Regions from separate parts of the Mus musculus genome. Here regions 2 and 3 are each linked to region 1. A link is a loop called in an ENCODE intact Hi-C map of the cell type or tissue named here. Cell type or tissue: left cerebral cortex. All regions are shown on one strand. Each heading gives the region's core, and the rest is flanking DNA. Links, peaks and the distances in the headings are about the cores only.

Evidence for each region. A loop is a pair of places that touch in the nucleus more often than their neighbours do. Peaks named below come from ENCODE experiments on the same cell type or tissue, not always from the same donor. Only the 100,000 strongest peaks of a DNase experiment are listed, where the experiment ranks them.
Region 2: it touches region 1 in a loop (2.0-fold over the local background); 2 of 42 quality-filtered maps call a loop at or near these places.
Region 3: it touches region 1 in a loop (6-fold over the local background); 6 of 42 quality-filtered maps call a loop at or near these places.

The regions. Positions count from the first base shown.
Region 1 is chr15:83,775,039-83,785,567 of GRCm38, forward strand. It overlaps Mpped1 (metallophosphoesterase domain containing 1), which reads left to right and starts at 4,985. Exons shown (of 7, transcript NM_172610.3): 1 at 4,985-5,069. In left cerebral cortex, for the core only: no CTCF peak of the experiment used is centred there; DNase peaks (open chromatin) are centred at 5,686 and 6,511; H3K4me3 peaks cover 2,184 bases; H3K27ac peaks cover 2,058 bases.
Region 2 is chr15:83,887,399-83,897,927 of GRCm38, forward strand. Efcab6 (EF-hand calcium binding domain 6) reads right to left here. Exons shown (of 32, transcript NM_029946.4): 25 at 8,554-8,755; 26 at 5,365-5,556. Among named protein-coding and RNA genes, the nearest start is that of Gm41372, 33 kb to the left of the region's middle. In left cerebral cortex, for the core only: no CTCF peak of the experiment used is centred there; DNase peaks (open chromatin) are centred at 5,347 and 5,703; H3K27ac peaks cover 263 bases.
Region 3 is chr15:83,835,345-83,845,873 of GRCm38, forward strand. Mpped1 (metallophosphoesterase domain containing 1) reads left to right here. Exons shown (of 7, transcript NM_172610.3): 4 at 929-1,154. It overlaps Gm41370 (a long non-coding RNA gene), which reads right to left. Exons shown (of 7, transcript XR_003951468.1): 5 at 1,819-2,120; 6 at 1,455-1,620; 7 at 1,137-1,367. Gm52172 (a long non-coding RNA gene) reads right to left here and starts at 918. Exons shown (of 3, transcript XR_003951469.1): 1 at 1-918. In left cerebral cortex, for the core only: no CTCF peak of the experiment used is centred there; DNase peaks (open chromatin) are centred at 5,829 and 6,152; H3K27ac peaks cover 2,399 bases.

The sequences.
Region 1 (10,529 bases), core at 4,320-6,819:
AGGACCCAGAGGCAGGCTTGAGCCTGTCTGACACCTCAGGCAGGGTTGTCCCCGGCTGGTTCTATTGCCTCCCCCAGAATGGTGGTAGAAGGGACTTCTGGCAGGAGAGGGTGGGACAGCACTGTGCAGTGCAGGGACTGGCTCCAGGGTATTCCTGGTGACTGTCAGTGTTGGATGCCAGGCCAGCCCAGCTGCCCTCTTGGCTCTCAATCCCACTCAAGTCTCAGAGGCTCAGAAAGGGTGGATGCAGTTTCCCAGAGACTCAAGAGGGTTTGTGGCCTATATCATCTACCCTTAATATAGGGTTTAGTTTTGAAGATGATGGAGGATACTGAATCCTCAGTGTGTGTGCATGCGCGCATGCATGCGTGTGCACGTGTATGTGTGCGCATGTGTGTGTGTGAGTGTGTATACCCTCACTAATGAATAATAAACAGGTGGCCAGGTGAGCAGCAGCCAAGGGATGACCAGAAGGGGCCTCCCAGCAAAGACAAAGATGTCTAACACTGAGCACCTCAGCAGTGGCCACTTGACCCATGTGTCCTCCTTTGATCCTCTTGACTGCCCCATTGGCTCACCCTGGAGTGGAGCACAAGAGTAACCAGAGCTGGGGCACTGTGGAGTGCACAGCCTGCCACAAGCTCCTCCCCTTGGTTAAGCATCTTCCTCTAGAAAGAAGGAAAAAATCACTTTCTCCAGAGTCAGTGGGGTCACACGAGGCACAGCAGCCATGTGTGACTGGGGACATTTTGTTCTACTTTTGGAGCCTGCAGGTACTCACAGTCTTTCCCAGAGCAGCCCTGGGATCACTAGACCCCTTGTGCTTTTTCTCTGGAAAGACTGACTCAAGAGCTACCCCACCCAGAACCCAGAATCACTCTACTGCACCTCTCAGGCTGGCTCTCTCTGTCTCTCTCTCTGTCTCTCTCTCCCTCTCTCTCTCCCTCTCTCTCTCTGTCTCTCTCTCGGCCTACAACCCCAGGCACTCTGAAACCTCTTCTTTGCCCTTATTGTGTTCCCCAGCCAGTGTCCCTCACTGGTCAACAGGGAGTAGCAGCCACTTAGCTTCAGAGCGCCACACTATCCAGGGCTCCTTGTTCGGGGGCAGTGTAGTGCCCCTTTTCCTCCAGTTCTGTGTCTTTGCCAGGCCCTGAGGTTGTGATTACGGTTGGTCATGAGTTCTGGCCTGCTCTGGGTTGCTCTCATTTTTCAGAAATGGCTACCGAAGCCTGAGAGTCGAAGTGTTGTAGGGGTTGGCCCAGCCTCACAGCTTCTGGTTTCAAGGAGGCAGGTGTGTGTGTGTGTGTGTGTGTGTGTGTGTGTGTGTGTGTGTGTGTGTGTGTGTGTCTGTGTGTGTAGAAGAGAGACCAAGAGAAGTCTTTGGGGCAGGGCTGGGCTTAGCCAGGACCCTGGACAGCTCAGCTGAGACCCAAAGAACTTGACTGGGAAGGTTGGGGGCTTACAAAGAACAGGAAGGAGTTGCCTATCATCAGAATAGAATAAAAGGGATGGTGGAACAGGACCGTGAGACAGTGGAACAGGGCTGTGAGACGGTGGAACAGGACTGTGAGACGGTGGAACAGGACTGTACCGTGAAGGCTGTCCTCACAACTTGACTCTCTATTAGCTGGACAGGTTTTGAAACCTTTGGGGCACACCCCCCCCCAGTGTTTTTTAGTCCATCAACTGAGGCTTCCTCCCCTTTGTGGAGAGGCTGTCTCTTGCTGGGATCCATGCCAGACTGTTGCAAAAATAAGCTGTCTACAAGGCAGCTGGGAAAGTTCCTTAACAGCCACGGAGGACTCAGACATCATGGAGGGCCTGAGGACAGAAGTACCAACATTCAAAGCCATCCATCAGTGACTTGCAAGTGTGGACTCCAAGGGCATCAGTTGCCAGGACCTGTCTCCTTGTGAGCCATTGGATGTGACCTCTTAGTTTCTGTAGATGACAGGGGTGGCCTCCCGGTCCAGAAATACCCAGCTACTTCTCACCTAGCTTTACATGGGTCACATGAGGTTAGTACTATGGTATTGAGGGGACTCCTGTGGCCTGATGCAATCCTATGTCTGGCTGTCTATCATCTATCTAGTCTTTCTATCATCTATCTATTACCTATCTAATCTATCTAGTCTTTCTATCATCTATCTATTACCTATCTAATCTATCTGTCTAGTACGTGTGTGCACCACAGTGCATATGTGGAAGTCAGAGATGACTTGTGGGGATCAGTTCTCTCCTTCTGCCCACCACGCGGGTCCTTGGGCTTAGCAGCAAACACTGTTCCCAGCTGAGACGTCTAGCTGGCTCACCATGAAATTCTACCTAAAGATGACTACAGGGAGCCCCCAGGGTCTTTCCCCTACTTTGTCCAGTTCTCTGCCATAGCCCTTCCTCCTCAAGATGAGAACATGGAGATTTAGAGAAACAGCAGAATACCCAAGGTCCCAGACAAGTTAGCAAAAATCCGAGGTTAGAATTTAGATCCCCATACTTGGTACCTAAAGCTTATGGTGCAGCAACTGTGACAGGGTTAGGTGACAACTGCCTGCCAAGTGCACTGTCATCGAGGTAGAGTCCGTCGATCAACTGCACTGACAGAGAGATCAAAGTTCTGAGTCCAAGGCTTATTTCAGGAGTTGGGGAGTGGTCACGGCACAGTGAACTAGGCACAGGGAGGGGGAGGGTCAGGACTCCATGGCTATGAGTGCCCTTTCATTCTTGGCCTCTGAGCATGGACGTCTCAGATGAGGCCTGTGTCACAGCATCAGGATCTAGACAGACTGAGGCTAGCAGAAAGAGACAGGAGGTTACTGAGTGGGGTGGAGTCTACCTTCGTTTTCTTTCCTCTCCTTGGGTCTCCAGCACACAGTAGGCACCTAGAAAATGATTCCCTTCAGAAGGAACCTCCCTGGCTGGTTCAGCAGTGGGGATCCGGTGCTGTTTCTTATCACTCTCCATGAACAAGACTAACAAGTGTTAGTTTTCTATTACGCAGAATGTCTGCTGCTGTCTGCCCAGATGGGCTGCTCACTTAGGAGCGAGTCTGTCCTGCCCACTCCATGATCCTCATCCCTGCATCATTTAGAGCCATTCACTAATAATTAGTAGACCCTGTTGATACAGCATCCGATCCTAGGGCCTGACCAGGACTCCTCTCCTGGTTCAGCCTGGACCAGGAGAGGAGTGGAGGTTACCTAAGGCAGGGTGTGTTCAAGCTGAGTGCCTGGGTCTGAGGTGATGCAGGTGATGACGGGTTCTTGGTGGCAAGCTCACACTTGGTTCCAAACAGGCTGAGTGCCAGGCATACAGTGGGTGCTCAATAGATGCACAGTAAGAGATGGTATTCTGGGAACTGAGCTCTGGGAGAAATCCAGCCTTTGGGGGGACAACAGTCACAAGAATGTCTTCTGTCTCTGCTCTTGTCCCCTAAAGGCCATGCCCAGCTGTGCCATTGTTCTTGGCAGGCAGCAGGGAGAGCCTGCTGATGTCCTGAGCTGCAGCCTTGTCTCTCAGGTAGGCAGGGATGTTCTCTGAAGCACAAAGTGGTGTTGTAGTCTTAGGAGGGAAGGGTCTACAGGGTGAGTTATGGGGTCCCACTGGGAGAGAGCTCTGCACCATCAGTTTCTCCTCCTTAGCCTCTTCCTAACCAGACCTACTCCCTGTCTGGGATGCTGGAATGAGTTCTCTCAAAGCACAAGCTTGGTCATAGCAAGGCCTGGCCATAACCTTCAACGGCTCCCTAACACCCTAGCAAACTCCATGGGCTTAGCCAAGCGCCCAAGAACCTTACCTCCATTTCTTTTTCTTCTAGCTCCACAGAGCCTCAGCATCCCACCCTGCCCAGGACCCTGGCCTGTACCAGCCTCTATCTAGAAGGGTTTTTTTCCCCAGCCTGGGCATGATCTTACCCCATGTAGCATCTCCACTTTCAGGAAGCCACCCCAGGTGGCTGTCCCCTCTTCCCACACGTGCCATATCTCCCTCTGCCTCTCTCACAAGACTGGGTTCTCCTTCAGAGCAACCCAAGCCCCAAGTGCCAACTGAGGTGCCCTTGCGGGTCTGACCCTAATCATCTGAGAGAGATGGTAGGCTCTGTGATAAGCAAGTAGAACCCACAAATACTGGTTAAGGGATGTTGGGTGGACTTCCCTCCTAAGTTCCATTGTGGGGAGAGGCCCAGGACAGAGCTAGGCCCTGTGGACTCCTTTTTATCCTGGTCAGGGGTCGGGGGTCTTTGGCCTCTCAAACTTTGCACTGGAGAGACCTCTATGTCTCATTCTCTCTGCCTCCCGGGACAGGGCCTCCTGGAAACCTAGCACTAGGTCCTCTGCCTTCCAGACTGGCTTACCTGCCCGTACTGGGTTTCTAGGTGAGGCCACTGTGGGCCACCCAGGAGACCAGGCTGGGAGACCGGGAGTCAGAAGGGGCTCAACAAGAGGACCCTGGCCTGATCCAGTTGAGGGAGGGGGAGGTGTCCGCATCTCTCTATGGACAGAGACCCCGGTGGCCCCAGGTTGGGGTCCTAACCGCGGAGCGGGTGCCCGGGCACCGAGAAGGAGCCACGCATGCCCCTGCACGCGGTGCCTAGCGCGGCGCGCGGCTCCGGAGGTGAGGGCGCCCCGCCCCGCTCCCCTCTCCAGGCGCTCGGCGGCCGGGGCTAGGGGCTGCGTGGAGAGGGCGCGGGGCGGCCCCTGAGCGGCGGGATGCGGGCTCCCGGCCCGGGAGGGCGCCGAGGCCCCAGGCGCGGCCGGGGCGGCCGGGACCCGGGCGGGAGGGCGCGCGGGGCCGGGGCCCGAGGCCGCGATCGCGCTCCTGCGGGGCCCGGGCGCGCGGGCGGAGCGGCGCGGCGGCGCGCGGGGCCGGGGCGGCGCGGAGCCGGGCGGGGGAGGGGGAGGGGGCGCGGGGAGCCCCCCGCCCCGCGAAGGAGGAGTCTGGCTCCCACTCGCAGCCTCGGCCGCGCGGCGCAGAGGCCCCCGCCCCTGCGCGCCGCCCTCGCGGGAGCCGGGCCCCCGCCGCCCTCCGCGCGCGCTGCTGCTCGCGGCCGCCGAAGAGGAGCCCGGGGCCAGGTAGGACCCGGCCGGGCCGGGAGTGCGAGCGGGGCTGGGCGCGGGCGGCGGGCCGGAGGGGGCGCGGCTGGGACCCTGTCCCCGCACCCGGGGGGCCCCGCGGCGCCCGTAAAGTTACTTTGGCCGCCTCTGCCTTGCCCCGGGCGCGCGGCCCCGGGTCGGCTACCGCCGCTGCGCAGCCAGCGGGGCCGGGGCTGGCGGGAGGGGGCTCGGCCGGGGCCGCGCGGTCAGCGAAACTTTTCCCAGGCTGGTCGACTGCCGCTGACTGCTGTTGGAGTAGCCGGTGGGAGGAGAGGGCTGGTGGGGTGCAAGTGATGATGGGGGTGGTAACAATAGCCACCTCCTGTTGTGGAGAGCCTACTGTGTGCTGCCAGCCTCTGCTGACACTTGGAGGTGAGGGGTGAGAAGGGGACGGATGCTGGTCAAGTGGCTACTTTTGCTGGGTATTGCCGGGAACTTCACTAACACCCATGTGTCGTCCATTCATCCACCCATCTATCAATCCATCATCCTTCCTTCACTCATTCAACACACTTACTGCTCTCTGCTGTGCCCCCTCAGAGGCTTCAGTGACTAATCAGACAGCACCCAGTCCTTCAGGACAGTATTTCATGGAGTGCCCAAGCCGAAAGGTGCCTCTGTGTGTTTATTTTGGGACATGCTACGGGAGAGAGAATTCAAACACAGCCTTCCTGGGTTTAGGCAGGGGCAGAGGAGTGATGTTATGTGAAAGAGACTAGGAGGCCAGTCTTAGGGGTTGGAGACTCCATCCTCTCTTGACCCTCTGGGCCCAGGCTCAGTGGTTCATTGAGGTCAGGACACAGAGCACATTGGACCTGGATGTCCAGCTAGTCTGGCAGGATTGTCTCCTCCTCACTACTGGACTGTCCCCTCTCCTTCAGCATCCTTTCAGAATTGCAGCCCTCCCCCCCCCCACTTCTTCCCCTGAATGGCTGGGAGGAGAACGAACTGTTAACAATTATAAAATTAAACCCGGCGAACAAAAGTGAGGCACCATTGAATGGTTGGGCTCCTTGCCGGTTTATGAATGGTTGTGGCAGACTTGCTAGCAGGGATCAGCTACATTAGGGGGGTGTTGGGGGTGGGGATCAGTCACTAACCATATTAACACCCCAACTAGCCTTGGCCAAAGGAAAATTAAAACAACTTCAGTAGTATTTGGCACATGACTAAAAATGCCTTGGGGGGAGTCTGGACAGGCTTTGGGGTGACTGCTCCATCTCAGCTAGAAGCCAAGGCATTAGGAGACCATCTGGGTAGGGTACCCAGGCAGAGGAGAACACCAGGCTTTGGAGCTGGTGGTCACAGGGAGGCGTCTGGAATGAGTCGAGGCGCAGTCTGCAGGGGACTGCTCTGTGGGAGCATGCATACTAATCTGCGCACCACCCGTCTCCCTGCAAATTGGCTTTCCGAGTGGCAGCCCCTCAACACTTATAAAATCCCCTTTTGCTCAAGATGGATTTCAGTGAAATGGTTGTGTCTCTTCCAATTTCTCTGAGAGTTGGAACAGTGTTAATTGGCTCACGGCCGCTCAAAAGACGACGTTTTAGTCTTGAACATCTATGATCGGTGTGTTTGGAAATGGTTCCGAGTAGGGATGCCTTCTGATTCTGCTCCTCAGCCCAAGGAATTTGGGAAGATCTGGAGAGTGAATTAGATTCCTTCACGTTGATGAGGGTCGGCTCCGAGTGAGGTGTGTGCGTGACGCAGCTGAGGTGTGAGCCCTGTGTGGTGTGGTGTTTACGGATGCTCACTCTCACCCAGACTGATGCCTCAAATTTAGGCACCACTGGACCAGGTCTAGGCTTATGCAGGAGACGGCAAATGAGAGCATTTCTCCAAGGGCCCAGTTTGTATCAGGGAGGAGCCCCCCCCCCCCCCCCGCTAGATCCATGGAGCCCGCACTCAAGTAGAGCAGTTTTATAAAAATATTTGGTACACCCATGGGGCTGCTAAATACTTTATCCATCCAAAGTGTGTCCATTTATTCCCTCTTGAACTTGCTACCGTCCACCCAGGCAGTAGCAGCTGGTTTGTCTGTTCATCGAATACAGGACACATCTTCCTCCACTGTCTGAACAACTAAGGATGGAAGATGGATTTCACTGAAGGAGCACATGGAGAATGGGGTATGGTGGGGGTGGGTGGGATTAGCAGGTCCTGGACCTATGGAAAAGAGGAAGCTATTGCCAAAAGGTAGTCGGCCGCGTTTAATCTCTCTGAATGCCTTCGCTCTTCCAACCTCAGGCCTGTGAGTGATCACGAATAGTGGGGTAGAGGAAATGAATGGGCCAGGCAAGACTTCCAACAAGTAAATATGACACACAGAAAAACATGCAATTAGCGGAGGTTAGTGAATGCCTTTCAAGTCCCCAGTGCAGCAGTTAAGGGTGGAGTTTTCTCCCTCATCCCGGAACTGTCTGTCAAAATCCTTGAAGTGATAACGTGACACGTCTCTCCCACTAACCCTCCCTCACCAGAACAAAAAAAAGGGTCTTTGCATGTGGCCTCCCTACAGTATGTTCCTGTTCCTGAAATTCTTTCCATTCAACCTTTGTCTGCACCTCAGAATTGAAGGGGCCTGTAGCCCTGGCTTCTCTGGGGCTCAGGCCCAGAAATAGGTTCTTAGGCACGTCCTGATCCACAGAACAAAGTTGCTGGCCCCTCAAGGTGAGAGGCAGGCTTGCTCACAGGGTCTTCTTTTGACCACAATGCTTGCACCCTCTGTGGCTAGATACATCTCACACTCAGGGTCCAGGGAGAAAGGCAGGCAAAGATGGTACTTTCTGAAGCAAGGTCCATTTAGCATTGGCTAGACCAAACATGGGGTGGGCCATCCCCTGCATCCCGATGCCTGCTGTGTGACTACCCTCACATCACCACATCTCCTGCTAGCATCGTACAGAGACTGCCACTGATATTGTTCAGGTTGTGTCTGAAGAGGAGATTAAGAAGTGAGAAGCCGAAGCAACTCCTAGGGGAAGAGAGAAAAAGAAACAACCAGAAAGCGAGCCCCTCTTCGGAGGTGGCACCAGGCAGAAGCAATTTCCAGAGTCATTCAGCTCACTGTAGCAGTCTTGGTGACCTGGCTGGCCAGTATGTCCCTGGCACAAATGGTTTCCTTTACTTCAATTTTTTTTTCCTCTAATGAAAGAAGGCTTAATTATGCTCTGTTTCTATTTTTTCAACACTTATGGGGCAACCCCAATTTCATTAAAACAAAACCGAGAACAAACCCGAAAATCAACTGACAAACAAAAAAGACAGACAAACAAACAAACAAACAAACAAAAAAACCCTTAACAAATCAAGATTATATGTTTGCTTGGAACTCAAATAGTGACTGGAGGTTAGAGGTCTTCTTTGTGGGTTTCTCTTCCATGAACTTGGCCAGTAAAATGTCAGAACCTGGTCATTCAACGTATGTGGAAGCTTGCTCACTCTTGTACTCTGTCTCTGACCCTCTGTCTCCCTCTGTCTCTCTGTGTCTCTCTTTCTCTCTCTCCCCTTTCTGGTAGGTTGTGATCTCCAGGTCCCTGCATTTCCTCACTTAACCCTACAGATACCTGCATGATCACCTGCCTATTGCAGCCTCCCCCTGTCATCCCTTCTCCTGTGAGGCCTTGAGGCTGGGCACTGGTGCACGAGGAGGGACTTTGAGCACCACCGGGCTCGTTCCGTTGCTCTGAGGAGAAATGATGTCTGCTTCCCATTTCCAACAGGCTTATCACTCCCTTCCTCTCCATTTCGTCTTCTTGTCTTTTTTTTTTTCTTTTTAATGTACCGAGCTCCAGCCCGCAAAGCTGCAGAATGTACCACACCTGAGAAATGCAAGCCCTTTCCACATGGTGCCTGCTCCCTCCTCTGTAACAAAGTGCTTTTGGACACTCGGGCATCTGTGGGAAAGGTCAGTGTGCTCTCCCCTGACACGCCCACCCCTGGTTTCCTGCGTGGTCGGGGTAGGGGAGTGGAGAATGAAATTGGCCTTTTTGTAGGTTTGTCATTTGGGCACATTAGTTAATTGATTACACTTTAGAAGTTTAATCCTTAATTGTGAATTTCCAAATGAGCACAAAAAAATTAGACCCAAGCTTGTCTCTGAAGCAGCCCCCCACCCCCCAAAACTCCTGAATGGATCCCTGTCGGTGCTGACGTGGTGATTCCTCAGCGGCGTCTAATAGATTTCCACAAGAGCTTCAGTCCACACTTAATTTCTTCAGAAAGCGGATTTGTGTGTCAAGACACTAAGACCTCCGTGCCTCGCCTCCACCTTAGCCACGTATGTCCCCAACACCCTTAAGTACTGAGTGTGAGCTGTGCGTGTGTGAGTGTGTGTGTGAGTGAGATGCAGTGCTGACTATTATACACTTAACCTTGTTTTCTTTGTGTGTGTGTGTGTCTGTGCATGTGTTGGAGCCACTACCCAGCAGCTTCTCGCCACAGCCCTGCAGATGCTCAGGCTCTAAGAGTTCTGTTTTGATAACTAACACACAGCACTGTGTGGAAGGGAAGAAAAAAAATGAAATGGGTCCTCTCTCTGTTCCTTGCATGATTGTGAATCTGCTAGATGATATGGAAGTCCCGAGAACTGCAGTTGTTTATGGAGCAGAGCTCTGGTTTGTAGATGCATTTCTTTCTCTGCCTGGGCTTTGAGGCTTCTGCCCAGATCCAGGTCCCCATCAGTTCGGTGGGAGTGGAGACTGGTCTGGATTTGGAGATGAGGTTGGTGAACCCACCGAATTTGTGTCTCCAGCAAGGGGAATGAGTGAGTAGCTATTTGTGGCAGCCAGGACATGATCCAGTAAGTAGCGCTCTCGATGGTTCCGGAATAAAAGTACATAATTGGAAAAGGAAGCGTCACTGACTTGGGGGAGGGGCAGCGGAGGAGTTAGAAAGGCAGATTTAAAATCTCGTAGTCCTACGTTCAACAGGGGCCTAGCTAAAAGGTTTTTAAGTAGTAAATGCTTTAAAAAGTCACTTGTGGTTGATGCTCTCTGGAGTGCAGGGTCTCTTTTCCCTCCATCTGTGGGTCTTTGCAGTAGCTCAGCTCTTCAACTGCTCTGCCAGGCCTTGGATGCCAGTTGCTGGCCAAGGTTTCTTGTCAATGGAGGGATCCAGTGAATGTAAAGGGAGGCCAGACGCAGGCCCTGTTAGTTATTTCAGGACCTCGAGAGGCAGGCTCTGAGCTGCACCTCCCCTACCCCACGCCACCCTGTCACAGGGCTGTTTCTTTTACCTTCCTTTGAATTCTTCTGCCTTTTAAACTTATTATTATTATTATTTTATTTTTATACCCTCTATGATAATTTCAGTTCAGCATTAGTCAATGACATATTTTTAATGCTCAGACAAAATAAGGAAAGAATATACAGCCGAAAGTGATGTTTGAGCTAGTGTGGAGAGCACGGTTAAAAAAAGAATCCTCCCCAAACCTCCATG
Region 2 (10,529 bases), core at 3,920-6,419, 110 kb after region 1:
GGAGTGACCATGCCCAATTCAAGTGACCGTGCATCGCCCAGTGGGGTCCTCTGAGTGCACCCCCTTGTCTACCGCACACCTGGACCCCAAGATGCCCAGTTTGCTGGATGAGGAACTACGGAGCACTACTCAGCAGAAGGGGAGGGGGGGAATGGACCACTGTATCACAGCCATTCTCAGCAGGACATCCTTGACACAGTGACCCTGGGGTTGGCTCCTGGTATGGCCAGCTGCTGCCAGTGATACCACTGAACTGAACTGAACCCATCTCTGTTACTCAGGAGATCCAAAACTACACTGAGCAGGCAAGATAATGCTCAGTCTTTCACAAAAAGCACTTGGGTGTGGAAAGCTTTTCCGGAGCTGAGGATGGTCAAGAGCATGAGGAGGGGCCCGTCTCTTGCTCGCTTCTTTGTCCTGTAACATTTCTCCTTCCTATTGGATGCTGGAGAGGTCAATCCCTAATGGTGAGGGACACTAGGGTCACCTTCCTCTTCATGGGCCCATTGACCTCTGCAACCATGGGGCTGATCTTCCTGTGTGAGTAGGCTGTGCATGGGAAGTGCCTCAGGCCTGGCTCTCAGGTGGACTCCTGGGCCTCCCCACCGTGGGACTCCAGCCTTGGGTGGGCTCATCTGCCCTGACCCTGCTCTTGTGAAGCACTAACTTACACTGGCCACTCTGGAAGCAGGAGCAGCCTAGAGTAGAGCAGCCACAGTGTGGAGCCAGGACCCAGGATGCTTCTCCTGAGGGAAGGGCTTAGTCCCATGTCCCTGCACAACGGCCACAAGACGTGCGATCGTAAACGTGCCTGAGAAGGGATATTGAGGTTCACTAAGCACGAGAACTGGGTGGAACCAGATGACAGTCTTCATTCTTTCGGTACACTTGAGGTCCCTACTGAGGGAGGGCATGAGTACAGTTCTACAGCCCAAGGATCAAGTAGCCTTGGCTGGGGGTAATCTCTGCTGAATCCCTCCGCGAGGAAGATGCTGGCTTCTTTAATTACACTTCAGTAATCTCTTTTTAATTACTTGTCTCCCCTGTGTCCCTAGAGGGAGAGAATGCCTGGTGTCCCCTTAATGAGCTGAAGTGACTTTACCCAGCCCTACCACTTCTGACTTCTCTTCCCTCCTGGTGATTAAGCTGTAGCAGGCTGAGTGACAAAAGTCTATTCTCCCCCAGTTCCCCAGTCACATGGAGTGGGGAGTCCCTAGCCATTCGAGAGACATTGGGTGGTCTCTGTGTCCCTGCTTCCTGCCCTCGTCTGCGAGTAAAGAGGACAAACTGAACACCCACATGGCACCTTGCTGTGTCCCCCTTCACAGGGGACCTTGTGGTGCTTTAAACCTGTGGTCCCTGACTCGGCTTGTCAGTCTGGTAAACGACAATCTCTTGGTTCACCTGGACTTAGGTATGCTCTCAGCCAGGGGTCTTCGGAACTCTGGGAGATATGCAGGACTGGGGTTTTCGGCTACCTCTCTGGTGTACCCCCGTAGACCAGTCTCACGTTGGTACAGTCACTCCCCGATGAAGGAAGGTGTACAGAGGGTGGGAACAGCTGCCTTTGTGGCCTTGGCTCTTCCCAGTGTTCCCCTGATGAGCACTTTTAACATCACTTCATTGGCCATTCTTCTAGAACCTTCACAGGGTGTTGGGCAAAGTGTGTCTAGAGATAAGGTTGACTCTTGTAAAGAGAGCCCATAATACAGCGGTTCTCAAACTGTGGGTCAAAACACCTTTGGCGGTCACATATCAGATATCCTGCATATCAGATATTTAAATTATGATTCATTCTAGTAGCAAGATTACACCTATGAAGTAACAAAAATATAAGTTTATGGTAGGGTGTCACCAAAGCAAGTTGGCACAGTATTAAAGGGTTGCAGCATTAGGGAGGTTGGGAACCACTGCTGTATCAGCTAAGGTGAGGGGCTCCAAGTGCCTCAGGTAGAGGCCTAGTGGCATTTGCCCCCTGCTGAGTCCGGTGTAAGGACATAATGGCACCCAAGACAGGACACTGCAGATCCCCCCCCCCCCAAAGCGGCCCTCCCCCCAGGTAAGGGCTCTTCCTCTTCTCTTTTGTTGTATTAGCCCGAGCACACCTGGACACTTCCACTTTCCATCAAGTTACTCAAGAACTGTAGGACCCCAAGCCTGGCAGAACCATGACAGCCTTCCCTGCAGGGCTTGCCTCCTCCCACACACCACTGACTCTATGCTGACATGCCTTGATCACTCCTCTCTCTGGGAAGGTCCTTTCCCTCTGAGCCTCCCTCTCACCCAGGCCTGTACCCAGCTTCCTACTTGTTTTGCAGTAGGACACCCTAGTATCAGACACGTGACCTAGGCCTTGTTCCCTGTCCCCTAGGCTGGAGCAAGCACTTTGGAAGGCAGGGAGTATACACTAAGTGATTTATAACTTCCTGTAACTTTAGCTCCAGGAGATCCCACACCTCTAACCACTCTGGTCAGTGTGTATACAGACACCCCAGGCACATACAAATAGACATGATTTTTAAAATTAAAAATAATTTGAAATCAATCACAAGAGTCCTGAAATCCTCTAGCAGACCTCAAACCCTGTTGCAGAGAGTCTGGCTGGAAAGGCTCATGGAGAGGGGTTGGAGAGAAGCCATATTGCCGAGCAGAGAGACAGTCTCAACTCTTCCCTTGAAAGCTATGAGTTCAGGCTAAATAGTGTATGATGAACACAGGTGTTCCCTGGAGCCATATGCACTGTCTACATCCAACCACCTTCAACAATGATGATTTCAGCTGATGTAATATAATACACAGAATTGTTTTAAAAATATCTTATGGGGAGTTGCTTTCGAGATCGATAAAGATATTCCTGCTCTTTCACCCCAGATATTTTTGCTCTGGGATTCCACAAAACGTAGACATAGGGTCTGGGGGTTGTGGGTTGTGAGAACGTGTCTTCTACATACGACAGGGAAGCTGCAGCCATGAGACCTCAAAAATACAGCTGCCCAAACAAGACCTGAATGATTACATCGGTGGACATGCCACTATGGGTGGGGGAATCTCACAAGACTCCACTCCCTAGGTGACAGGGTACAGGCAGTTAATGGCTGCCAAGAGATGGGAAACCAGACTTCTCCAAAGATGAGCTCCATAGGTTATCTAATCCCAAGCAGCCATCACTAAACACATACACACACAAGCAACACCAAATGGACTCAACATGCCTTCTCCCTCTGTCTCTCTTCTGTTTCTGTCTCTGTCTCTATGTATATGCATATACATACATGTAACAATAATTAAAGAAGAAGTCATGAATTTGAGAGGGAGTGGGAAGGACACGAGGTTGAGTAGGGGTGGAAAGGTTGGAAATTATGTAAATATGGTACTTATGAGATTTTCTCAAATTTAAAAAAAGGAACAACAACAAAGTGGGCTGGTGTAGTGACCCACCTATGATATCGCCCCCCCCTCCCAACCCCGGGAGACAGAAACTATGTAAGCTGGCTAGCTAGACTGGCTGACCACCAAGAGACCCAACCATAGGAAGTACAGTGGAGAGAAATTGAGGGCGACATGTGTTATCAACCTCCAGCCACCACGTGTATGCACACACATACACATGTGCTCATATATGCAAGCACGCACACACACACACACACACACACACACACACACACACACACACATATGAACACACTGCATAGACGTTGAAAAGTGTAAAATGTGGACATAGATTTACAAAGGAGAGTGTTTGCTGAAGAATACATCACAGTGGCCAGAGTGGGAATGCTCTAAATGCTCAGGAGTAAGAGCGACAATGGGAAGTTCCTAAAAGTGGAAAAGGCCAAGACACCCAGTTACATCTTCAGCGTCATCTCTACTCTGCATAGCTCCAAATGCATTCAGAACGGGAAAAGCAGTCTTCAGGGAGGCACCTAGGCGTTGGCTTGGAAACTGCCCTCCTAGCAGGCAGGACAGGCTGGGGCAATACTTGGTGGAGCCAATCTGTCCATCTCCCTCACCCTGTCCCATCTGGAGCTCGCTGCTTCCTTGTACTGACAAGTCACGGTCACTGGGGGGGGGGGGGGGGTGTCACATGAGTATTGTCTTTTCTCCGCTTTGTACAACAAACAGTCTTATAGGACGCCAAAAAGCACAATCACGGGGGAGAGCAACGGCCACCATGTGTGAAGATTAAAATCATGCCACAGAGCAGGAGGAGGTCCTTATAACAGCCAGGGGACAGAGGGCCTAACATCACAGCCTGACTTCATTAAAACCAAGGCAAGGTTAATATGGCTGAAAACAGGGCTGGTGGGGCCATGGAGCACCAGGAAGCCTAATGTGCCACCCACAAGAGTGGGCACTGCATAGCCACCTAAGAGACTGCAGGCAGCATCACATGGAGCAGCAGTGTGTGTGCATGCTTGCACATGTGTGTTTACAGACATGCATCCCATATGTGCATATGTATGCATGTGTGCCACAGGACACAGGCACAGGGGGTTGTCTATTGTGGAAAAAAAGAAAACCTACATGCTCCCACAGGAGGATGGGAACACATGCAAGAATACTAGCATGCTCTTGACGGAGTATTTCCATTTAACATGGAGATTAGCTTTATAACAGATTATATGAATGAACTAAAGCTGACATATTAACATGAGTGAGAAAGCTGGGCATGCTGGCTCATGACTGTAATCCCGAGACTGGGAGACTGCGGCAGGGGATCACCCAGTATCTCTGGGCCAGAGTCCTCACTTCTCAAATTGGCCTATTATTAGGAGGTGCCTAACCAGGTGGCTATGACTGAGGACAGTAAACAGCTAGCCCCAGCCAGTGCGAACTCTCTGTGGAGTATCCGCTGCTTCCCTTTGTTCCTCCATCAAGGGCAGGGCCACAGCAACTGTGCCCCCCCCACCCTCTCTCAGTACAGACTGCCCTGTGGAATGGTGTCACCTAGGCTAGAGCTGTTGTCAATGACACAGAGCCACTTACATAGCATAGGAAGCAGCCTGCCTTGCTCTCCAGGGGACTTTCTACCTCCACCTGTGCATCTCTCTCTCAGGACCACCACACCTCCATGTTCCACTCTGCCTAGGGCTCTGCCTGTGTAGCCCTTGCCCCAGCCTCAGTGGGCCTCACTTCTCTGGATGCCAGATCTTGTTCTGAGATCTAAGGTGCTCTGAATGCTAAAGCCAGCAAGTGAAAGCAAACTCCCAGGCTTCTTTAAAGCAAGAAAACACAAAGTAGAGGACACAATTTCCCTCCCAGCACTCCACACAGTCTCATCACGGATTTTCACTTGGGTTGCTTTAACGACGACATTCGAAATCCGGCTGTCCCTGTGAGCTGCTTTGAGGGAGGGCGCCTTACCTCGTCCTGGAAGGTGCTGAAGTTCTCCAGGAAGTATTTCCAGTGTATGTTGGGTGTTAGGTGGAGCCTTAATCTCCTCAAGAAGTAATGATATTGGTTATCCGTTAGCTTTTGGCATACGCTCCGCAGGACATCTCCAAATTCCATAGCCTTCACGAACCCTGTGTCCTCTTTATCCAGTGCAGAGAAGGCCTGAAACATCGCAAAAGCAGAGGAAAAACTGGCAAATGCTCCTGGCCAATGAATGCCCCAGCCTATGCGTGAGGGGCTGTGCCCACGCCACGAGTGGAGCCGTCATCCTGACACTGCGGGTCGAAGTGTGCAGGAATCATGACAAACTGTGGGTCGAGTCGTGCAGCCGTCAACGGCAAAGGTGTAAAAGTGTGCTATAAAAAGTATGCACACACTTCTCCATCTGTCGAAACAAAATCATTCATTCTTATTGCACAGGGAAATATATATCAGGGTGGTAGATTAAGATGCTTTCTTTTAAAGTAAAAATTTAATGTGCCTGCAGCCCACGAGCCCAGCTCTCCTGAGCTCTTTTTTTTTTTTTTTTTTTGTTCTGTGCAAGCTAGGCACACCTTGGTGGAGCAGGGGGTGTATGTAAGCAAAATACCACAGAGCTTTTTCAGGCAGCCATTGAGGCAGCAGGGCACAGCGGGGCACAGCGGGGTACATCGGGACACAGTAGGGCACAGAGGGGGCACAGATGGGCACAGCAGGGCACAGAGGGGCAGTGCCTGGCCTGGGGTTGTTCAGCTAAGTCCTTGTTCTCTCTCGGCTTCGGCACATTCTCTGTCAAGGTGGACCTAGCTGAGGGCGGTTGTGAGTGAGTCTTTGGCTGGGAAGTACAGGGATGTGGGCACCAGGGGCACAGTCGTCTTGGAAGAAGATCCAAGCAAAAGGAGCTTTGTGCTGTCAGGATGCTAGAAGCCATGTGATATGGGGAGATGATACCAGGATGTCCTGGGAACCCAAGAAGCAACGTGAGTCCAGCTACTCCTAGGGTCTGGGCCTGAAGCTCCCTGGGGTCTGTGTATAAACTCAGCCTGCTATGATGTGGAAGCTAAATAGGAAAGGGCTTTGAAATCTACAAAACATTGTGAGGGTATAGTATTGTGATGTTGTCTAGAAACAAGACAGGTGTGTGGCATCTGCAGTGGCTTTTAGCCATGTCTTTGCATGTCCTGTCCCGTCCCCTCTGGTGGCCATCCTGAACCAGCCTCTCTTCCCTACCCTTAGCCTCCACCCACCCCTGCAGCTCACCTGCTGTACTCTCCACTGTAGAACCTTGAGCCACACAAAGAAGAAACCACTGTGGTTCCTCCCTGAGGCCCATGGTCCCTAGCTTCACAAACATCCCAAGAGATGCTAAGCTGTGTCACTTGAGACCCAAAGAATAAGCAACCCTGAACATGAGAGCTCTGTTCCTACATGGTGTTCCAAGGAAGGGCCCATATAAGGAAACTGGGAGACTTGGCCAGTCCTGAGACCAACAAGCCTGAGAACACCAGGCCTCCTGTAGCTCACAGGGATACTGCACCACGAAGCTGCCTTCCCCTTTCCTTCTGGTTAATGACCTTGGATGCTAAGTCCTCACAGAGAGCTAGATATTGGCAGTGCGTGTTTTATAGGAGAGAGGCCAAGTCCTGGCGCATCTCCCAGCTGGCTAGTCCACACCCACCTTTCTGCTTCTTTCCCCATTGCTTCGCCCCTTTTTGGATCCAAGCTCCCACATTAACCCCCTTACACTGAGGGAGTAGGTGGATCTCGTTTACCAAACCAAACCACGTCCAAATTTAAATCTAAATCTAGAGGCGGCCTTGGAAGCCTCTGTGTCTGTGAGGGCTTTATAATCTAATTTAACCTTGGTGGTAAGCAATGTAGTAACACATCTCAGGCAAACACCTCCACAGACCTTTCCCAGAGGAGACAGGGTTCTTTCTACATAGATCACGCTAGTCTGTTACCTGCAGCCATTCTCCTGCCTCAGCCTCCCAAGCGATGTGACAACTGGCATGAGACAGCATGCCTAGCTAGGCTTCCCAGATTTGGAGAAGAGGGCATGGGCTGGTCCCTCTCTGCTTCCAGCCACATTCAGAGCCCTGTGACCTGTGAGGCTATGGCAAATTCACTTACCCTCAGCCTCAGTTTCCCCTCCTGTAGAACAGGAAGAATGACCCCCAACCTGCACACTATGCTCTGGGAGAGATAAAGTCCACGGGGGAGGGGGTGGCACCCCACCAGAGATCCTTGCAGGCAGAGGCGTGGCTGTCTGCAAAGCACTGGAAGCCTCCATCAGCACAGAACCCTCCTGGTGTGGACGCAAGACACTGCTGTGTGTTGTGGGTGGGGTGGGGGAGGGGAGGGGAGGATTCTTCCTCGTGGTTCCTCGTGCACGTGGCCCATGCTGCCTCTAACAATCTGTTAGTCTGAGCCGACTATAGTCACCTTGGGTTGGTATGCCCACCTCAAGCACCCACCTGTGAACCAGGCTGGGGACACACTTTCAGAAGCGTAGTTCCCAACCACTCTTTCCAGAGACACTGTCATGACTCAAGGTACCCCATCAGGCACATGGGGTCACCCATAGGACAGTGGGTAGAACACCCTTCACCTCAGATGATCCATGGCCTCTGGGTGCCCCCCCCCAAACAGTCTCTGTAACACAGCCTGTCCTGTTCAACCTCTTGACGGCCACTTTGATGTCACTCATCCCCATGGGTCACTTGCTTGAGCACACTGAAGGCTCCTGGGTTATATGTGTGTCACCATCATCCAGTTTCTCTGTCCTTTAAAACAAATTATCTTTGTCTAGGAATGTGGGCACCTATGTGTCAAAGTGCAGGTAAGGACATAGCCAGAGGTTCTGGCCTCACCTTACCCCTTGCATAAGACCGGGCGTCTCTGTCTCCTTGGCCTGACCTCTGTGGCCTCAGCTTGCCTGGTGTTTAGTGGACCCACATCAGTGGGCTGGACAGAGCCAGGGCAGCTTTTTGCAGAACAACAGTGGAGACATAGTTGCTCCAATCAGCAATCTCATCTAAACTCAGTAGATGCCCAGGAGACTGGAGAGAGGTAGTGGGGTCACAGGGGTCGGAGCTTGGAGTCCCCCCTTACCCGACCCCCAGGAGAGGGATGGAGATGTGAGTTTTACAAGATGGGGCTCTTTGCAAACTGTCATACCTCCACCAAAGCAGGCTGGGAGGACTCCACCACCTCCTGCATGGTCTTTATCACCTCATCTGGGGTCACCTTAGAGAAGCTGATGGGCGGTGGCGAGCTTTCCTCCTTCTCCTTTGGGCGAGCTTTGCTGGCCCAGCTGATCTCAAGCGCTCTCAGGAATTCGACAGGGTCGATGTGATTGTTATGCACACTGACGTCCAAGCTTCCCCACAAAAGAAAAGAATAGAGTCATTGAGAAAAAAAAAAGTTGCTTATTCATTCAACAAACAGTTGCAGAGGATAGAGGCAGTGTGGGAAAGACAATGATTCAAAGAGGTTGGTGCCCACCCTGCTGGGACATGCCCACAGGTGCTGCTTTCTGATGTGTATACTTAAAATGTCACCACAAGGAGGAACAAAGGAGACTGAGGGATGCCCCAGAGGGGAGGCCACGGGTTGCCCGGTCCTGAAGACACAAGACCTGATGGCTGGGCAATAGGGCTCAGAGCTTCAGAGAGCAAGAGGTAGCAAGGGTTGCTGGGTAAAAGATGGATGCCAGTGCACTGCTGGGGCATTTGTGGGGAGGACAACCTGATGAGGATAGTGGAAATAACGGGGCAGCAGCCAGCTGAGCTACAAGCTGGACAGGGAGTCCCTGACACAGCAGAGGCTTTAACTAGGGGGTGTGCAGGGAGGGGTGAAGTGGGACTCGGAAGGGAAGTATATCAGAGATGGCACACGGCTGGGGGAACTGAGGCAGAGACACTAAATTCTTCCCCAAGCCTGGCTGAAATGAGTTGTCAAGCCAAAAGCTCTCCCAGGGTATTGTGCAAACGCTATCTGGCTTAGTATTTCCTCTATTAAAAATTCCATCTCAGCATATGTCCCCACAAGGACATCCGTGCAGCAACGACAGCCCCTTCACGCCCTCAACTCAGACAGAGAAACAATTCCCTCTAAATTCCGAAAGGATAACTTGAGTTAGGTCTAAGACTTCTCCGTGAGCACTCGGGGGTGTTTGTTAAAGACGCCAGAAGTCTCATGCCTTCATGGTCCCCGCTCCTGGGCTGGGGAGACGGTTCAGATGGGAAAGTGCTTGCCGATAAGAAACAGATTTGATTTTGGTCCTATACCTGTATTTGTTTTTCTTTTCTTTCTTTTTGTTTGTTTGTTTGTTTGTTTTTTAAAGGGCTAAGTGTAGAGATGGAAAAGACATGGATGTGTGAGGCTTGCTAGCACAGCCTACTTGGTGAGTTATAATCCAGTTCTCCGTCTCAAAAAAGAAGAGGTAGGCAGAACATGCATGTGTATGTACACACATGTATGCACCGAAACAAAAGGTTGCTACTAATGTGATTACATTTTTGGGGGGCCCCTGAGTGCCTGCATTTTCTGTCAGTTGGATGGGAGCGAGCATCCAAGGAGAGAAGCTTAGAAGCCGGGGTAGAAGGGAAGTTTCCAGTGACTGGGATGCTTCTAAAGGAGAAGAGAGCCATGCTTTGCAAGCTGCAGCTGCGGAGCAGCCTCGTCTGCCTGCGTTGGCTTGGATCACGTGACAGGGACACAAGGACACAGACAATCAGTGCTGCTTCATGCGCAGGGAGGAGCTGCCAGCTCAGTATTAAGATACAGCAATAAAGCAGACACATGCGAAACTCCTTGCTAGGGCTTAGAAAAGTCTATTTTGGACCTAGGAAAGAATAATCCACACGTAATTACCAATAGCAAGATGTTTATCATCAAGGGGTCTTTGAGGAGGAACAAGCGACTAAGTGATGGATCCTTATTAAGACTTCCATGCGCAGGAAAGTTGATCACCCATTGAAGGGTGGAGAGCAGAGAGTCTGGGGTCTTTCTGTGTGGTTTATAAAAGTATCGAGTCTAACTACACTTTAACAAGACACTCTTGGAACCATTTAACTAATTACTTATCTGTGTCTATTTTCCCATGATTTATTCATTGAACACATGAATTCGTATTCAGCTGGAAATAAATT
Region 3 (10,529 bases), core at 4,747-7,246, 61 kb after region 1:
CCAGGACTGGAGTTACAAGTGTGTGCTACTAGACCTGGATTTAAAAACAACAACAACAATAGCAGCAGCAGTAGCAGCAACAACAGCCACAGCACGGGTTCTGGGGCTAGAGCAAAGCAAACACTTTAAGCTGTCTCCACAGCCCAACATTTTATTTTAAAACTCAAACCAGGGCTTCCAGAGCCATTACAGCTTCCTTCATGCAGCAACCGAGGCAGAGGGCTGGGCAATGTGGGATCTGGGCACTGAATGAGGGCAGGGTGAATGGCATTTTTCTGGGCCAACGGGGAGGATGCCCCGTAGGTGGGCACCGCTGGTCACTCTGAGGCTGTTAGCCTCCTGGGGTTTGTTTGTTTGTTTGTTTGTTTGTTTGTTTGTAACCTGCTGTGTGGTTCTTGGGTCTGAACCTTGCAGATGACATCAGACCATGGTGTGCAAAAGGTTGGGCATTCCAGAACCTTGTATTGACTGCAAATTCCATGCGGATGCTGCTGGGCACTGGGGTTTTCCCTGAGGGCAGCATTTCTGAAGGTTTGAACCGGGTTCTACCAAGAGCTTGCACGTGTAGGCTGAGGAGTGATAGCCTAAGGTGGAGAAAGCTGAGAGACTGGTGGCAGCTGAGGCTGATGGCCCTGGGAGGTTTTCTTCTAGTCAGAGGTAGACAGAAGGGAGGGAAGCAGAGAAAACTGAGGCAGCTTAGGTCCTGGAAGGATGCTGCTCTGTGCACAAGGACTGATGGTCAGTAAAGGCCAGGCAGGCTGAGCCTGGAAAATGATTGGGACACTGCCTTCTCCGATTCAGAGGTCAGGATGGGGCAGTGGGGTACCCCTGCCGAGGGACTCCAGTGATTGTCCCCAGCTATCTCCCTTTGGTGGCCCTGTGGCTTCCACAAGGGCCGCCAGCATCTCTGTGCATGCCCACCCCGCAGGCAGCCTGCCCTATGAGTACAAGATCGTGATTGCGGGCAACCACGAGCTGACCTTCGACCAGGAGTTCATGGCCGACCTCATCAAGCAGGACTTTTATTATTTCCCGTCCGTGTCCAAGCTGAAGCCGGAGAACTATGAGAACGTGCAGTCTCTGCTGACCAACTGCATCTACCTGCAGGACTCAGAGGTCACGGTGCGTGGCTTCCGGATCTACGGCTCCCCGTGGTGAGTGTGATCGGCCCCCACCTTCACCAGCTGTTAGGGCGAGGCAAGCGGGTGGTGGCAACTCCAGTCTCCTACAGGGGCATTGGGACCCAAAGTTGAGGCTCAGGGCTGGTGCAATGAGAACAGGAGGATCTGGGACTTGGTCTTGTCACTCTCACCATCTGTTTGACCTCAGGCAGGCTACTGTCACCCCCTGGGCCTCAGTTTCCCCATCTGGAACCAAGGAAGGGTAATCAAGGAAGGGTAATATCATCTATATTCTCTACATTTATATATATATATATATATATGTTGTCTTACATGCAGGCAGGTGGTATTGTCTCCAACTCACGATAAAGAAATGGAGCTGGGAGAGAGTACGGACCTTCCAAGATGGCACAGCTCAGCAGGGGAGGGCTGCAGCTGCAGGGCTTTCTTTCAAACACGCGCCTCCAGCACGAGGGAATCTTCCCTTTCTGCCTGTCTTCTGTCCTCCCACAGAAAGGCATGTGGTTGTTGGAAAAGACAATTGATCCACATAATTGAGGAAAGGCATCTGGGACCATCAGACGGTCCCATGGGGCACTTTCTTGTATGGGGACAGCAGCTGTTTAAAAAACAAATGCACAGGGAACCCTTATTCTCTTGGAGACAGTGGCTGACTGGGCCATTGCTCTGAACTCACCCTGCTGGGTGGTGCTCGAAGTGACCACGGGTCCAGACTTGCTTTGTGATGGTCACTGTGTCCTTGGCAATGGTAACTGACTATAACAGTGCTGCTGAGGACAGCGATGGTGATGGTGGAGATCTGTGGTGATGGTGATGATGATGTTGGTGTGATGCTTATGATGGTGATGATAACGATGACGATGAAGTTGGTAATGGTGTAGATGATAGTGATGATGGTTATGTTGGTGATGATATTGATGATGATGGCAGTGACGCTGCTGCTGCTGGTGTTGGTGATGATGGCAGTCGCCGGTGAGGCTGGTGGTAGTGATAAGGATCAGGTAATGAACAAGATGGTGGTGATTCTGCTGCCGCCTGTGGCATCATGTCAATAGTCTGTGGGCAGATCTACTGGCCCTTGCGTGGTCACAGGGTGTGAAGTGCTGGCAGGGTGAGAGGAAGCTCCCCAGAGAAGATGGATGACCTCAGCCTCATGGGAGGAGATGGGCGTGGGCAGGGAGGGAGTGGCACTGTGGAGGGCTCTGGGTGAGCTAAGAAAACACAACACATCTGGGGAACCCTGGGCCGTGGTGTTTGGTGTCCCCTGGTGATTTGAGGCCGAGGTGGGGATAGGGCCTGTGTGGATCTTATGAAGCCCCAGGGATGGGAGAGGGGCCAGCCTGACTCATTCTTCTGCCCCAGGAGGAGCCTGCTGTCTCTGCCTGGGGTGGTGATGCTCAAGGGTTCCATGCTCTCCTGCTGCCTCTGAAGGTTTTTGGACACTCAACGATGTGAGGGACTCGAAACCAAGGGCAAGGATGTGAGAAGGAGGCTGAGGCTGCCTGACAGGGTGCAAAGGCTGATCTGAAGCCTGCTCGTGTGAGAAGCTCACCTTGAGCAAAGTCTTGGGTCCTGAGGCCTGAACAATCTGGGCGGGGCAAAATAGGGTGGGGCCATCAGGATGAGAGGCGGAGGTTCCGAGTGTGAGGTCAAGAATCAAGACTGGGTCTCTTTTCCCTGTGGTTTACAACCTGCCCCAACACACACACACACACACACACACACCCCATATACACCATACACACACCACACACACACACTACACACCACACACAAACCATATACACATCACACACATACCTATACACACACACACACACACACACACACACACACACCATATACACCATACACACCACACACACACACACACACACACAGCTCCTTAAAAAGAAGGTTATAAAGGTTAGAGGCATGGCTTAGAGACCAAAACAAACAACCCCCCCCCAAAACCAAGAAACCCTAAGCTTAATTTTAGCCTCACATTTTGTGGGCTGTGTTGCCCTGGGCATCACTGGGTGACCTTCCTATGCCTTAGCCCACTTTCTTACAGAATGGGGTGGCAGTGTGCCCTCCTCCAGTGGTGGCTATAAGGTGTCAGAGGGCTCCCCTGAGCCTATGGCCATTGCCATAAGTGCTCAGAGGATGGAGACCTGCTTTGTTAGTGTGCCCTTCCTTCATGGTCTAGTAAGGAGGGCGAGGGGAATGGAGGAGACACACCACCCAGCAGCCAGGCTCAGGAGAGCTGAGTAACTCAGCGTCAGGGCTCCCTAGGTGTGCACTCCTCTCTCCAGGGAACGGCTCATCAGCCATCACTGAACTAGCCAAGAGGGTGAGGCTTGGGTGAGCCCAGCTGCCAGTTCAATCACTGTCCTGATGCTTGGAGCTCTGGCCACCAGTGGCCCCAGTGTGACCTTCACTGTGGACATGACTGGCCTCTCTAGTCCTGGCTTCCCCCAGGCCTTGCCTTCTTCTTGACCGCAGACCTGTGCCAGCGGAAGCCCAGGCTGGTGAGCAGAGTAAATGAGTAGGGTGTGTGTTGGGGGAGGGGGTAATCAGGAGGCTGTGCTGTGCTCCTGAGAGGGCACGATGGAATCCACGATGTTCCCTCCCCGCTGGATCAGGCTTTAGAACTAGGATAAAGGGAGGGTGGCTCAGGGGGTGGGGCACACACATCCCCAGCCTGGCTGTGCTTACACACCGTGCTTTCCTTGGCCTGATGACACAAACAGCCCCAAGGCCGCTCTGTGTGCAGCATTCTGCTTGTTTCTCTGAAGCTACCTGGGGCTGGAGTCAGGTGGCAGGAGGTGACTGGCTCTGTTTCTGTGGGGCCACAGAATTAGTCCTGGCAGCTGTCCCTTCCCCTCTGTGTGTTGGTGAAGCCCTGTCTCTAGCAGTGTGCCTGAAACACGGGATGCACAGATCAAGGCACCACCAACCACTTTGGGTAACTGTGGCAGCCTCTCTGGACCCACGGTGCCATGGGGAGATGATGTCACTGCAGTATAGCAGGGCTTGAGGTCTGTGTGGCTCTGCCTGGCACGAGGTAAGCACCATCAGTGGCTTGTGATCCTTGTAACTCATGATCTAAGGGGGCATGCTCAGAAGGGGTGAGCCCTATGCCAGATGAGGGGTAGGTTGACAACAACCCCATTCTATAGACAGGCAAGAAGAAGTCCAGGTGGGCACATGGTTCAGCCAGGGTTTTCAAGACAGAAGTGCCCCCAGACTCCTGGCCAACTCCTGGTGAGCTCTACCCTCTCTGGAGTCAGAGTCATGCAGCACTTTCCTAAGTACCATTTGCGTGTCCTAGGGGACATGGAGACCTGAGAATCACTCTCCTGGATCATCAGTAGATGGATCAAGCCGCCCATGAGAATTGCTGAGAACATGGCTCCCACCAAGCCCCATGGACTTGGCAGGAACTCACCATTGCAGTCATTGCTGTCCTGGGTTCCTGCCCTGATGGCAAACCACAGTCAGCAGCTATCTCCTGATTCAGGAAGAAGCCCTGGAAGTTAGGGTCAGCGAAAAGCCCCCATGGAGAGATCTGGGAACTGAAGAGATCACAGAGCTAAGGATGTGGGGAATGGAGTGGTTGTCACAGGCAAAGGCCAGGAGGCTGGACGAGGTGTCAGCCTTGTAGGCACTGTGGCACTACTTCAGACCCTGTATGGGTCACAGTAAGAAACAGAATCCATAGGCTGGGCAGCCAGAGCCTCCACCCCTGGGTCCTTGGCTGGCATCCCTGCCCTACCTTTCTCCCCAAGGTCCTGGAAACCAGGTTTTCCAGAGTAACATCCCTCAGGATCCCTCCAGGGATGGAGTACCTGAGGACCACATGCTTGGGACCTGCTGCCTCCCTGTGGCTCGTTTCCAGGAAAGCTTTGTGGATCCTGCCTCACTCTGCATCAGAAAGATGTTCACCCAGAAAGTGCATCGCTGCTGGGGATGTGCGCCTGTGGGTTACAGGTGACCTCCCCCTCCTATTCCATGGCTTCTGGAGGGCCTGGGGGCAGCCATCACCATGCTTCTGCTAATGAGGCCTCTGTGCATCTTGCCAATACATTCCTGGCCTGGTGATCCAGCCCTGTCACCCAGGAGTCAGGTCCTAGTCCTGCCACTGAGCTGTGGAAGCAGTGGCCAAGCTGAACAGCCTCCCCGAGGTTCATTGTCTGGCTGGTAAATGTGAGGTCTCAGTACGTACATTACTCTTCCAAGGAAGAGAGCCTTAGTGGCTGGTGTCCTAAGGATGCTAGAAACCACACACATGGAAACGGTATAAACCAGCCTTTAAAAATGTATTCATAGCTTCAGAACCTCGTAGCCTAGCTACAGACTCCACCCAGACCTGGTTAGGTGTGTGGGATGAACCCTTCCCCACAACCGTGTCCTAAGATTTGAGGTGAACACGGTCAATTTCTTGGCACCGGTCAGCTACCCTCAGGGCAGCTCATGGTGGGAGAGAGTGATGGATGGTTATTGAATTCAGGTGATTCAAGACAAGCTCCACAGACATACCTGTAGCTTGTCTCCTTTCCAGTCAGTCTGTCATTGAGTCTCCCTTCCCAGATGATTTTGTCGAGCTGGTGATTAAACTAACCAGCACACAGTGAGTGGTAAAGTTATTTCTTCTCTCTCCCCAGTCACATTGGCTGACACGTGGAGTTCAGATGTTTTCCCCAGCTTCAGAGCTGGAACTCTGTCATATACAGGATGGCAGTATGAGAGCCCATGTGGCTTTAACAGGTAGTGATCTGCTTGTCACAGGGGGGTATGCACGCAGGGCTCTGTATGCCAGCAGCGATTCCAGGTAGCCACCACATGCTCCCTGCTTTTACGTGTGTGCCGGGGATCTGAGCTCTTGCTCCTTTCTTATCCACTAGGGCTTTGTCCACTGAATCATTTCTCCAGCCCTCCAATTTCTTTGGCAAAGTCGGTTTGCCAAGTGATGTCCCCTGCCAGCAGTTGCTTACCTGTACCCCTGCCAACACTTTGTAACATAAGGCTGTAGGTTTTCCTTGCTCTAGAGTGGGTGCTGGTGCTGCCGTGAGCCTTGGAGCCTCTCCATGGCTTCTGGCCGCCTACATTCCTCCTCTCTGAAGTACTCAAGTCTTTTGCCTCGTCTGTTATCTGGGGGCAAGGAGAGTCTGTCTTTTGGTTGATTTTAGTGGTGTGGGGATGAAACCCAGAGTCTCAGACACACTAGGCAAGCTCCCTTTACCACTGAGCTGTCCCCCTGGCCAGCTCTGTTCTTTCTCTTTCTTACTGGTTTTTAGAGAGGCTTAGTGTGCTCTGAGCGGAACATGCGTCCTTGGTCACTTGACACTTGACAGATCGCCTTCTGTCTTCTTGCTCTGCCTTCTTACAGAGCCACGAGATGGGCAGAAGCCCTGGACTTGGGTGTGATTAGACGGCTTCACACTTTTCTTCCTGGCAAGTGCTTCCTGTGTCCCGCTGATGGGATCTGTGCTCCCTGGACCCCGGAGATTCTTTCCCTTGCCCAAAAAAGCCTGCTGCTGGCTTTTCAGGCTTGGACACTGGTGTCACTGGAAATGGGGGTACTTGGTGTGAGTGAGCGGGATGTGTGTGGTCCCACTTTGTGTTTTTCCTTGTGGACACTGTTGACAGGCACCGTGGATCTTCTCTGCCATCTTGTCTCCACAAGGGCCTGGGTCAGCCCTAGCCCCTCACTCCACCAGCTCGTTCAGAGTGGGACAGGAGTGTCTTATGTCACCCTAACAACGGGCTTCTTCAGTACCACCTCTGCTCACTGGAACACTTGAGACCAGGGGCTTCTTTTGCACGTAATCTCTCTCTTTCTAACTTCAAAGCCTGACCTGGCACCTGGCTTATGTTGATAGATGTTTCTCGAATAAATGAGTGCACAGGTGGGAGGATTCCAAGCAGTGGGGAGTCTACCATGACCCCTCCCTGGACTATCTGCCTGTATGCGAATCTTTCTGTGGCCTCCTTTTGACCCACGTCACCAACCCCTCACTCCCTAGGTTCCTATTCCACGCTGGACTCTGGACACGTGGCCTGCCCATGCCGCCTCCTGGCTCACCACGCTGCCCACTCTCACTAGTTCCCCGAGACCGAAGGCCAGATGCCTGCCTCCCTGTGCCTTTGACGTGGGTGGGCTCTCTTCCAGCATCTGGAGAGTAAAGATGGGGCAAAAATCTGGGGAAATCCTGCCTTCCTCACGGGCACGTGGTGACTCTGTGGGACTTTTGACACAGTTGCTGGTCCCCAGAACTAGAGCTGGGCATATATGTCCATGACCCAGGGCGGCTCTTGGATGGAAGTAACTGCAGGAAGAGGGAAGAGTCAGCTTTTGCAAAATCCTGCTTCTTCTTCTTTTTTTAATCCTGCATATATACCCTATTCATTTATGGGTTTTGGATGCATTTTTGTTCTCATTTAACTAAAAACGGCCTTGATTTAAAAGAGAGAGAGAGAGAGAGAGAGAGAGAGAGAGAGAGAGAGAGAGAGAGAGAGAGAGAGAGAGAGAAGGGAGTGAGGGGGAGAGCGGAGCTGGCACGTAGCAGGCCCATCTGCTCTAATTACTTGTGGTATTTTGAAAGAAGGGATCTAAACCCGCTGAGACGCTGAACTTAGGGAAGGGGAAGCGGCTTCAGGGCTGCGGGACCTGCGCCCCGGTGGCTGGGCTCAGATACGGATTCTGTGCTTGGCTGGATTGCCTCTCCTGTCAGGGCCGGACCCTGAGACCTAAGGAGGGGACTTGTCTTGTCTCTAGGAGCCAGTTGGGCACTCTACAAGGCTGGACTGAGGACCCAGCCTGCTGTGCCAGTGCCAGCAGCATGGCTGTGGTCAGAACTGTGGCTTTGTGCGACGGCGACACAGAGAGTCTCTGTATCACAGAGAATTCAAAGAGGCCAGATAGATAGATAGATAGAGAGAGACATTGCCTGGCACACAGTTGGAGTCTCATCGTGCTGCTGGCTGGCTGCGGCCACCCAGGGTTGAGAGCACGGATAATAAAGGTTTCTTTTACATAGCTGATAGCTGCAGACAGCACTCTCTGAGCCGAGCACAGAACAGCGAGTGCCTGGTGGCCTCTGGGGGCAAGCTGGGGGTGGGCGCTCATGTCCTCTTTGATGTCCCATTCTCTTACTTTGTACAGTTAAGTAGGCTTGCTGCACAGCCTGGGGCTGGAATGGAGCAGCCTGGGAACACTGTCTGTCTCTGATGGTGCTTAGGGAAAGCCAGTCGGTGTGACAGATGTGTGTCCTACCACAGTCCCCAGGACGATCAGTGAGGTTCCCACTACTCTCTCACTTTAGGGATCAAAGTACTAAGTCTTAGGAAGCAAGCTGACTTGCAATGAAGGAAGTTCCCACAAGGATCAAGGGGAGCTGGATCAGGGAGGGAAGCATGGCGCTCTCAGGACAGCTACAACAAGGTGCTACTAGAATGCCTTTCACCGGGGGAAGAGCATGGTATAGAATCACGTATCATCTGACCAGAATGGGTTCAAGGTCCTGGGTACTAGAGCAAGGAGTCTAGAGTATTGGTCTGAGCATCCTGATGCCCTGAGGGACTGCCCTGAACTGGGCCCCACTACTCTGGCTGTCACAGCGTCAGCTATGGCCGCCTGCTGGTGGGACACAGTGAGTCTTGCTGTATCTATCCATCCCTGCTTATGGCCCTGGCTACATCCCACCTGGCTTCCAGGAGCCCTTGCAGGTGTCTCCTTGTCGGCTAGCTGCTCTGCTGTGTGCAGGCTTGGGACCTTCCATCCGTCCTGTGTGAGTGATGGGCTGGTCCAGGACCTGATGTCCAACTCTTGGTACGACCCTTGCCTTTTCTCTTAACAAAACCTTGACAAACCACATCTGTGGTGCTTTTCTGCTGTGTGAGTGTGTGTGTGTGTGTGTGTGTGTGTGTGTGTGTGTGTGTTAGACTGTCTTTTGACATTAGCGTGTCTATTGTGGTCATGTCTATTGAGACTCAGAGGTCTGGGCAGCTCTGTTAGAAGTCAGAGTCCCGTTTGGTGCATAGCCCAGTGTAGGGGGTTGCCTGCCTCAGTCTGTGAGTGTGCCCAGCAGGAGCCACCTGATGCTCGTGTCTTGGCTTGGGGCATCCTGAGTGAGAACTAGGGACTTGTTGCTGGACGTCTAGGCTCTGCAGTCTCTGGTAGAGGAGCCTGGACTGGAGTCAGGGTGTGAGCTTTGTGGTCTATTTTTATTGAAGCCCTTGGGGGCCCAGCTTGAGGAAGGTTTGTTGAAAGCCCAGTCCTTTCCTGGCTTGGTGGCATCTTGCTGTCTTACTAATGTTAAGGTCCATCCCACTGAAGTCCCCATACAGCATCTGTCATGAGCTGTCCTGGATCTTTGGGTAGCTTTATGAGGTTACGGCCTTCATAGCTTGTTCAGGCAACTGAAGCAGACTTCCTCTCCTCAGGACCCAGACAGGCCCTGAGTGGCTTCCCTCGACCTGCTCTGTTTGTTCTGTGTCCTCAGGGGACAGAGAGGACTATGCTATCTTGTGTTACCAGTGAGTTGGGGATGTACAGGGATGCTGAAAGGACTGGCTGTGATCTCAGACCTGGGAGGAGGCAGGCATGTGGGTCACTCTACTGGGGCGTGTTAGCCTCAGCCGGTGCTGGTATGGGGTAGCCTCCCCCTGACACTGGCCTGGCTCTCTAGTGGGCCCCATGGACGGCAGAATAGGCTGGGCTTCCGCTCCTATCCCTCCTATGGCTGAGTCTTTTCATGCAAACGAGAGAGAGAGGCAGCTGCTGCGCATTGAGCCATGGGGGTGGTCAGCAAGGCCACCTAGTACTATCTGTCATTGTCTGCAGATGGCATGTAGTAAGGAGCCACCTGTCTGTTCAGGAAACTGCCTATATGACCAGCTAGGCTTAAGTCCTTCTCTGGGGGGGGGGGCAGCAGAAGACACAGCTCAGGTCCCCAGAGACCCTGCCTGAAAGTATGTCCACTGCTGTTTCACTACCCCTCCCTCTTCCTGGTTCTCAGTATCCCAGACCTGACACACTATGTCTATGATGGGATCTGAAACAGGAAGTATCCTTGACTTCCAGACCCTTCTGAGCTGATGGCGCACATATCTGTGCACACATGCACATTCAACATACAGGCCTACACACATGTACATATATTCAATAAACACACAAGCCTACCCACACATTTGTGATACACACACATGTCTGCGCGCACACACACACACACACACACACACACACACACATGCACACAAAGACACTCATATACCCACAGGCACAGGTGGACTAGGGAAGTGCACTGTTAAGGACACACACACACACACACACACACACACCACACTTCCTTCCCCTTCTCCCTCCTATCCTTATCTTCTGCTTCTCACCCCCAGCCACTGCCT